3 separate regions of the Homo sapiens genome follow, and regions 1 and 3 are each linked to region 2. The links are chromatin contacts, found by Hi-C or POLR2A ChIA-PET in ENCODE. All regions are on one chromosome and are shown on one strand. The core of a region is the stretch at or near the end of the contact, and the rest is flanking DNA. Distances in the headings are between cores, read along the strand shown.

Evidence for each region. A loop is a pair of places that touch in the nucleus more often than their neighbours do. ChIA-PET counts read pairs that join two places held with the same protein, here RNA polymerase II (POLR2A). Pooled maps may share reads with other maps.
Region 1: a loop to region 2 is called in a map with no recorded cell type, with 7 times the contacts of the local background. The contact joins two enhancer-like sites. A Hi-C loop is called at or near these places in 2 of 37 single-sample maps with no recorded cell type and 1 of 50 pooled maps. POLR2A ChIA-PET finds 5 or more read pairs at or near these places in 1 of 52 experiments (MCF 10A).
Region 3: a loop to region 2 is called in a map of OCI-LY7, with 2.1 times the contacts of the local background. The contact joins two enhancer-like sites. A Hi-C loop is called at or near these places in 1 of 168 maps with a recorded cell type or tissue (OCI-LY7), 3 of 37 single-sample maps with no recorded cell type and 1 of 50 pooled maps.

The regions. Positions count from the first base shown.
Region 1 is chr2:161,102,559-161,105,795 of GRCh38, reverse strand. The region is part of intron 2 of TANK-AS1 (TANK antisense RNA 1); the gene reads left to right. Among named protein-coding and RNA genes, the nearest start is that of TANK-AS1, 56 kb to the left of the region's middle. RefSeq lists a silencer at 1,262-1,331. Within about 2 kb of position 1,480, at least 2 of the 41 ENCODE cell types and tissues checked have a DNase peak (open chromatin) inside an H3K27ac peak, as active enhancers do.
Region 2 is chr2:160,702,892-160,705,755 of GRCh38, reverse strand. No RefSeq gene overlaps it. Among named protein-coding and RNA genes, the nearest start is that of RBMS1, 210 kb to the right of the region's middle. Within about 2 kb of position 1,460, at least 4 of the 41 ENCODE cell types and tissues checked have a DNase peak (open chromatin) inside an H3K27ac peak, as active enhancers do.
Region 3 is chr2:161,062,075-161,065,161 of GRCh38, reverse strand. No RefSeq gene overlaps it. Among named protein-coding and RNA genes, the nearest start is that of TANK-AS1, 97 kb to the left of the region's middle. Within about 2 kb of position 1,346, at least 3 of the 41 ENCODE cell types and tissues checked have a DNase peak (open chromatin) inside an H3K27ac peak, as active enhancers do.

The DNA of each region.
Region 1 (3,237 bases), core at 231-2,730, 400 kb before region 2:
CAAATATGGCAGAATCAAATAATGCATTTTGCACTATGTTTTCAAAGTTATTATTATTATTATTATTATTTTACTGAGTAGAATACCTATTTTGAACCTCTCGGTTCCATCCCCTATCATGATTGACTGTCAGGAAGCACCGTGGGGGCTGATGTTCAGAAAGCCCTTTCAGCTACATTTCATATGTTCCTTCTCAAAATATTCCTGTGCCTCAGTGTTCCTTAGCCAATATTTATGTGGCAGGGAAATGTGTCTTATCTCTTTTGTGTAGATGATTAAAGTGCTGCACAACCATAAGGTGGTTTCATTCTGCTGTTTTCTACCCTACACCTGTGACTTTGATAGGGAGCTGTTGATGGGCCTGGGAATAGCTTGCAGATGTGTATGTACCAGCAGTATGTTAGGATTCAGTCTGAAAACTAGCAAGTCTGCAGCCTTGGCATCCAGGGCTAGATGTTTCTCACATTTTTCTTTCCTACATTTCTTCCTGTTCAGCCCCTGGTTTTCCAGAATCGTGGTTAGGTTTATATTGGTTAAGGTTTCTGTTTGTTTGTTTCTTAAAGCTTCCTCTTGTAGTTTAAAATCCTGAAGATCCTCAGAGCTTGAGCCTTGACCTTAGGTTTGGAGAATGTGGGGTCTGTGCAGCTGTGATCCTACTTGAATAAGTTTGGGCAAGTCATGGGACAGGAGTCTCTGTTTCTTCATTTGTTATATGGGTTTATTATCACCTGACAAAAGGGTTTCTTTAAAGTTTCCATGAGATTATTTGTGAGCGAGTGCTTTGAAAGGTGTAAACTGTTGTACAATTTTGACCTGGTATAATAATGATTTTTTTTTGAGACAGAGTCTTGCTCTGTCGCCCAGGCTGGAGTGCAGTGGCATGATCTTGACTCACTTCAACCTCTGCCTCCCGGGTGCAAGTGATTCTTCTGCCTCAGCCTCCCGAGTAGCTGGGATTACAGGTGTGTGCCACCATGACCAGCTAATTTTTGTATTTTTAGTAGAGATGGGGTTTCAGCATCTTGGCCAGGCTGGTCTTGAACTCCTGACCTCATGATCCACCCGTCTCGGCCTCCCAAAGTGCTGGGATTACAGGCATGAGCCACTGCGCCCGGCCCGATAATGATGTATTTTTTAACCTATGGCTATTAAATTCCTGTGGGCAATTATGTGGGATGAATCTTTGCTATATTATAATAACCAGTGATTTCAGCTAATGCAGCCAAACATCTGGTCAAATCCACTGTAAAGCTATTTCAACTGAATTGGTTAATAGACCTGTATATAGAGAGAGTCCAAAATAGCCTCAAAATTTAACTTTGCTTTTAATAAAGAAGCTTCCTGTTTGTCTCATTAATGGCACCTGTCTGACTCACTTCTGAGCCAGATGTTATACTTCATCGTTTCATAATGTGTCATTTCTGCACACCGACTTTCTTTTCATAGTTTCTGAAGCAAAATCTATTTCATCCCATCACCAGGATATTGTTGGTGACAGCTGCAACACCCGAATAGGTAGCTTTAGCTTTCACATGGACATAGATATGGAAAATGTTCTCAGAATCGAGCCAGCAGGGAATGAAACATATGGCAGGCAGTGAAAGAAGTGAAGGCTCGTTTCTATAACAAACCCCTCTGAGTTTTGACAAGGCTCTCTGATATACTGTCAAACCACCCCAGGGCTGAGAGGCAGGTAACTCTTCTCTATCTCTAGTCTGAGCACTAAGACTTGCCTGAGGAAAGAACTTTCTTACATTGTTATCTAAAAACTGTGAGTTCTTCATGATTAGATATAATAAATAGTTTGTAACCCCTAGCTGCTCATCAGATTCACCTGCATAGATACTTAGAACTCTCCCCAACCCCCTCCCCCTGCATCCTTCAATATTTTAATTCAGTAGGTCAGGGATGGGGCTCAGGCATTTTTTTTTATTTTTTTATTTTATTATTATTTTTAGTTCTTCTGGTGTTTCTGACGTGCAAAAAGCTAGCCAGAAATGTATTAGAGAATCTAATTATCAAATGGACGGTTGTTCTAGAAGATGGACTTTAAAGACCTCTGCCAAAGCTGAGTGTGTAAAAGTAGATGAAGATAAATCTTCACTTGCAGGGGTCAAAGTCTGCAATGCATACAGGAACTAATAGGTAAGGTGAATGTGAAGTGTGAAGCGGCTTATACAATATAAGTAGTGATGGGGATTGTGGCAAACTGGAGAATGAAACTCTGTTGAAAGGCACGCCAGCTAACAAAATGTCACTGTGGACAGATTTGGCCTTTGTTCTCCTCTTTTACTTGAGTATAAAGTCTTCATGCCTGGAGTTTTCTTCAGTTTCTCCTGTGTGAAATACTCAGTGTTATTTTCCTTTTGAGATTTTAAAAATAATGTTAAAACATTAAATGTAAGAGGGGTATCTTGTAGACTGCTTTTCACAAAGGTAGAGGAGAGGAATATGATTAAAATGGATCCATTTCTATTTCTCATTTTATCCCCCAGCTTACCCCATCTGACTACATGGATAGCAAGTTTGAGTTGGATGAGGCTAAGCAGGGCATAGTGAACCTGACATTCAGTTTTTCTCAATTTCTTCTGCTCCTGGATTCACTCCTAATCCTGTAGGACAGTGGTAAGAAAGACATCAATAAAATAAGAGAACTATAAATGAATAGGAAGCACTTCAAGAAGATTTGAAGAACTATTTTAAAGTTAGAAGTATTTTAGGGGCATCTGCTGAAAATGTTGCCTAACTGTGATATTTCTTTTTTTCACTCTGGGGCAATGAAATTTTATGAGTCACTAAATACATATTTTGACATCTGGCTTCACTGCTTTTTTTTTTTTTTTCTGGAATGCTGTAAATTCTCATCATGAGAGTTTACTTCTTGTCAGTCTTTTGATACTATACTCTCAATCATTTTCTGGGTGATTTACAGATGGTGGTACCTAATTGCCTTAGGCCTTAGTTTCCTGTTAATTCCCTAGGCTATGGTAAGGCATAAGGCAAGGAATGAAAATGTTAAACTTTATGTGAAGGCAGGCTTAAATTTTGACCTTCCCTAACTATGCAACTTTTATCTTTGTGCTTGTTTCATTTGTTAATGTAAATTCTTATATTTAGCATTATTTAGACATGATTTCATACAGATTTGAAGATTCTCTTGACTTAAAATTTTGTTCTGACACCTCTAGTCTTAACTACAGCTACCAGTTTTGGAACTCTGATCCATGTGAGATCCTG
Region 2 (2,864 bases), core at 211-2,710:
TACCCTTTGAAATCTGAAGTACTTTCATCCCAGTGTCTCATCACTAACTGTGCCTACTTCATTGCTTTTTCAACCTCCTGAGCCCTCTCATCTCTTTTTTCCAGTCTATCAATGCTTCTTCTGCATACACACATAAATACACACACAAAGGAATGATGCTGGGTATTATATCCCTAGTGATGGACAAATAAACAAGGTGAAAATGATGACAATGATGACAATGATTCTGATAAACGCATACCAGTAAGTGATCAAGGGCCTCCCTGGAGTAAACCCCATCCCGCCGGGTGAGAACGTACTTCACCCCCTTTCCAAAATCAACAGAACCTGATCAAAGCAAAAGGATTTGTTATCCCTCAAGAAACCTCCTAGTAGCTGATGGCTTTGCCAGTGTTATTGTTCTAAGCCCAATCACTTCAGATAAAATTATGATGCCACATTCTGAGACCTAAAGTATTTCCCTTCTCTGCTAACTTTGTCTCCTTTTCTCCCTCACCCTCCCTTGAAAACCCCTTTCTTTCTTAGAGTTCCCCCCACCCTCTGTGTCTTCTTCATCTTGGCTGGGAACACATGCTGGTCCCTCTGAGGGAAATGTCCGTTTAGCAGCCCTTGTTTCTCCGTGTGTTTTTGGTCTCCGTAGGCTGCTCCTATAACTTCTCCATACCTGCTCTCTAGACAGCTGATACTTATCAGTAGTGAAAACCTGCCCCAATGTGATAAATATAATTTTTGTCTGCTTGGCAGCAGGTTACACACAAGGAAGTGCACAGAAAGTTGCTAAAAGGCACATATTCCCAGGGTTACCTGGCTAACAAGCAACGATAAGGGAAGAAGAGATCAAATGAATTGGATAAATGCAGTAAAGAGAGAGAGAAGAGCTCAATGTATGATAAATTGTCAAAGATGCAGGTTTTGAGAAAAATGGACCAACTTTATTAAAGAAGATTTTAAAAGTTGTTTAGATTTGGTAACTCTCATCTTTAAAAAAAATACATAAAAACAAAACATTTCTTGAATTTCCCGCTAAAAAGTTTAAATCATTACAGTTCTGTTTTGTTAATTTTTGCAATACTTAAACAAAAAATGGCATAAAAAGCCCCACCTTAAAAGACCGTGTTCAGAACTGTTTTCTTTGTCCCTCTCATGTTCATACCAGTTGGTGTCCTCTTTCTGCAGGGGCCTTATATCTGTTCTGAGCCACATCATTGTGTAAATGCTCTGAAGTATGAGGTAGGAGTGGCTCCCTGGCAGTGGTCTCTGTTTGCATGCCCACAGTGATTCTAGAAAACATCTGGGCCATATGGTGCTCAAGTCCCGGATGCCAATTTGGATGTACTGAAAGAAGAACTGAAACATAGAAGTAGAGATGCCAAGCAGAAACCAGGGTAAGAGCAGGCAAAGTTTCTTAGGTTCTTCTCTTGGTGGGGGGACCTCAAACCCTACCAGACCACCCAGCATTGCAAAAACCTTCCTGGCAGGGCTGCAATCTGGAAGTGCAATTCCACACCTCACCCTAACCCAGGTCTGAACTACCACCCAAGGGGCAGGGGTCAAAGCTTCCCATTCATACCCACGTTCTCTGATTTGCAATCTTACCCTCAGCCTCCGTGTTGTCATTCAATTCAGAGAAAGCCTTTCAACGAGGCCACAGAGGTCACGGAGACGACTCAAGCTCTTGCGAAGGCGGAGTTTCCCATTTCCTGACTTAACATCTGCCACTCAGTTTGAGGCTCTCTTTCTTCCTCTTAGCTTTAAAGAAGAAAAATTATTGAATAGCCCAGGGCTAGGGGTAGCAAAAAAATCTCATTACTTCTTCTCTGCTGTCTTCTCTCAGGATGCATTTCCTAGTCAATATTCTTGCAACAAATCATTTTTAATTTGAAAGTCACACTCCTCCATAAAAATGTACACAAATATTAGGAGGCTAGGCAGGGAATTGCTGTGCTCAGCATATTGTAAATACAAGAACTGTTTCCCTAATGCAAGAGGCATAAATTATCAATTTATCTTTCCATGGCTGTCTCATCTGGTTATAAATGATAGCAGAGTTTTAACTAAATATAAATATTGAAGTTCATTAAACAACTAAGATTTCATCCAAAAACAAAAACAAAACAGTAGAAAACTGGGGCTTATGTCGCATCTAAGCAAATGAAAGCAGGGTAAAAATTGGTTTAAGTTAAAGAAAATAATATTTAAATGTTGCTTGGAAGTTGATTTAAAAAACAAAGTAAACCTAAAGACTTGAATAAAGATGAAAATGACCTTTAAATTATTTTTACTTTATTGCAAATAGAATTAAAACTAGTTATTGGCCCGGCACGGTGGCTCACGCCTGTAATCCCAGCACTTTGGGAGACTGAGGCAGGCAGATCACCTGAGGTCAGGAGTTCGAGACCCACCTGGCTAACATGGTGAAAGCCCATTTCTGCTAAAAATATAGAAAAAAAAATTAGCTGAGCATGGTGGCATGCGCCTGTAATCCCAGCTACTCTGGAGGCTGAGGCAGGAGAATTGCTTAAACCTAGGAGGCAGAGGTTGCAGTGAGCTAAGATCACGACATTGCACTCCAGCTTGGGCAACAAGAGTGAAAAACTCCACCTCAAAAAAACTAGTTATTTACTTGCAAATAATTACTGAGATTCTATGAAGTTTAATTCTGCAAGTAATATTTGTATGTTGCTTATCATAGACTAAAGTAGGAAGAATGAAAGTTATTTTTGTGTTTTTCCATGGACTTAGAGAACACAGTCTGAGAGATACTCCACGAGTGAGTTCAAGTAAAGGAGGATCAGTGTTTTACATTTCTGAATATGAATGTGGGTGGAGTGTGTGTAAGTGTATGCATTTATGTGAGGGGTAGG
Region 3 (3,087 bases), core at 97-2,596, 360 kb before region 2:
AAAAAAAAATGTTATCCTCTCTCCGCTGTAACTAAAAAGTACCATATTATGCATATGGTTCCATACCTTTATTTTTTTCTCCAAATAATTTATCTTGGAAATGCTCTGCATTGGTAGTATATGTATTTGTGATGTGGTTAATTTGTTAAATTGTACTTTCTAGGAAGTGTGTCAATTTATACTTAGAGTAGAAATGTTATGAGTGCCTGTTTCTTCATAACTTTGCCAAGAGGGTGTGAACAAAGTTTTAAATTTTGCCAGGCTGAAAGGTAAATATAATATTTTGATGTCAGTTTAGTTTTCATAGCTCTAATTTTGGGTGAAGTCAACCATCTTTCCTGTGTTTAAAACCATTTTTTAAAAAATGTGTGAATCATCTAATAACATTCTTTGCAATACTGAGTTGTTGATTTTTCTTATTGATTTCTAGGAACTATTTATTTATTATAAAGAGTCTCTGATATGAGGTTACAGATGTTCCCATTTGACATCAGTGATATTAAATATTACATAATTAAAATTTTATTTTTAGAATTTGCTAGCATGATGAATTGACATTGCTGAAAAAGATTACTTGACATAATCACACTATTTATTGTCTCATATTAAAAACAAATAGGATACTTACAAAATAATTACATCTACAGATGGAACTACAGCACCCCATTTTACATTTATTTGCATTGAGACCAGTAAACTGTTCAGAGAACTAGCTGCTTGTGCTGGGGTAGAAATAATTTTGCCATTTATTTTACCAATGGTCCCTAATAAACAAATGACAAATCTAGAACGTCCAAATTTCTAAGTTTGCCCTTATGATCAACTGCCAATTGAACAAGAAACTTAACAAGGTTATGTTCATAACTTGGCAAAGTGTCTAGCATATAGGGCTTGAAAAACGTTTATTTATTATAGAGATAATATACTGAACTGCCTTTCTACCTTATTGTGCCTCAATGTAGTTACTAGAGTAGAAAAGATTTCCACTCTTGGCTGCCATTCACAGGGCTCAGCTAAGAAGTTCCCTCCCTAGCTTACATTGAACTATATGAAATTGCTGCTTTATTGGTCAAAAATGGTTGACTGTTGGCACTTTCATACGGTTCAATCTATATCTGAAAGCCTGATGCAGTTAGAGAGGATTCAGCTGTCACAGCAAAAAGCTAAAAATTTTCAATACTGGGTGGACTGGAGTTCCTAGTCTCCTCACATGTCTATGTGGGAAGTGGGGTGTCACAGCTCTCTTGCTGGAAGCGAGGACTGCAGTATTCAGCAAACACCACAAGAGGGGGCATTTCTCTTGGAAATGTGAAGACTGATGAATGCTTTTCAGACTAAGAACCGGTACAGTCAGTCTGGGGGGTGTGCCAACAGGCTAGCAATAAACATCGAGTTGGGAAGAAGAGGGGCCAGTGATTACATGTTAAGCCATTGTCTGTCTCAGAGGGAAAGTCAACAGCTTTCTGTCTGGCAGCCTTAAAGCTAGTAATGCTGAGAACAGGCAAGCCAAAGTGAAGGGAGATCATAGCAATTGTGATTTTTGCAGCCAGAATCAAAACATCAAAAGTGACAAGTAGAAAGGGCTGAAGGTGCGCCTCTTACATATTTGAAAATGTCAGCTTCTTGGGAAAATTCGAGATGATGTAAGAGCTCTGCTGCATTTGCCGGTTGAATGGCATATTCCTGTTGGAAGTTCTGGCTGCCTTGCTAAAAATGCAGTGCACTCTAGCAATCGGCCCTGTGCACAGATGTTACACAGCCTTTACATTAAGCAGATAATGCAGAAAATATTTTCCTTTGTATTGGCACAGCTGTTACCATCTTCAACTCAAAGACTGTGCAGCTCTTGATTAATAGGAGATTTGTCTTTTGTTTGGCTATGAAAGTTAGCTCTAAATGAGAGACTTGGCTGCTCTTTCGCTTGTGTAACACCACATGGTAAATGAGTGCAGAGCAAGGGAGGTCCAGACTTCTGGGGCTGGCTTGTACAATCAGTCTCCCATTGACCAAGAAACTCTGCAACAGCCAAGCCCCCTATATGAGAACATTAAGTGGCCCTAAAGAAATTGCTCAACTAGAGGGGTTCTTATTAGAAAATTAAGGAAGAAAAAGGACAATATGACAAATTACGATATACTCTCATAACATTGAATTTAGCAGTCCCAGCCTTTTTTCATTGCCCAGCATCCTAGGTCAATTAGAATTCAGTGATTCTTGGATTCAGTTAGTGAATTGTTATAATTTGACTCTGAGATAATAAACAGGTAATTATTTCTCTTCTGTACTCCCCTCTCCCCACCCCAAATCCTCCAAAACATTTAAGCTAACTGGGGTGTTTTGCTATGGTGGTTTGTTGGAATTCTTTCTCCTCCACATCCAAAATAAACCATCATGTTTTTACTTGTTTTTCTGAGAAAGCAACACAGATGTTACGTTAAAAAATGTGAGCTTTAGCTTGTTATTGTGTATAAGCATGAAAATGGCTGTCTTATACATTGTAGCAAGTGTAAGCTGTCCTATCTCATGCTGAAAGGAAGCAACTTACCAGTAATGCTGGTGCCAGATTAAGATTCTCAGTGCATCACAAATGAATTACCATGTCTGTTATTTTAAAGGAGAAAAGAAAATGGCAAAAAAAAAAAAAAAAAAAAAAACCCACAAGAAACAAACAAAACCAACCAAAGCCAAGAAATATAAGAAGGGGGACATTGGGCCAGACTTTGCTAAAAGGTACATAACTCACTTTAGATTATCAGCTGGATAGATTATCCTGTTTCATTTCTAAAACAGATTTTGCAAGTGAGTAGTGAACAAGGAATCGTTGATTGCTCTTTTGGCTGTTTGAGTTCTTATGGCCCAGAGATGAGAATATTCAGATAACAGGTCTTTCATATTTTGTGTGTGTTCCACAAAACCACATGTGAAGAGAAACATTTTAATATATTGATTTGTCATAATAAGTGCTCAATAAATGTGTTATTGAAACAATGAATTAAAGGGAATCTTAGGGAACTCTACTACATATAGTGTGTGAAGTGCATCACAGATAATAAATACAATAAATAGGGTCTGGGAGGTGGATAGAGA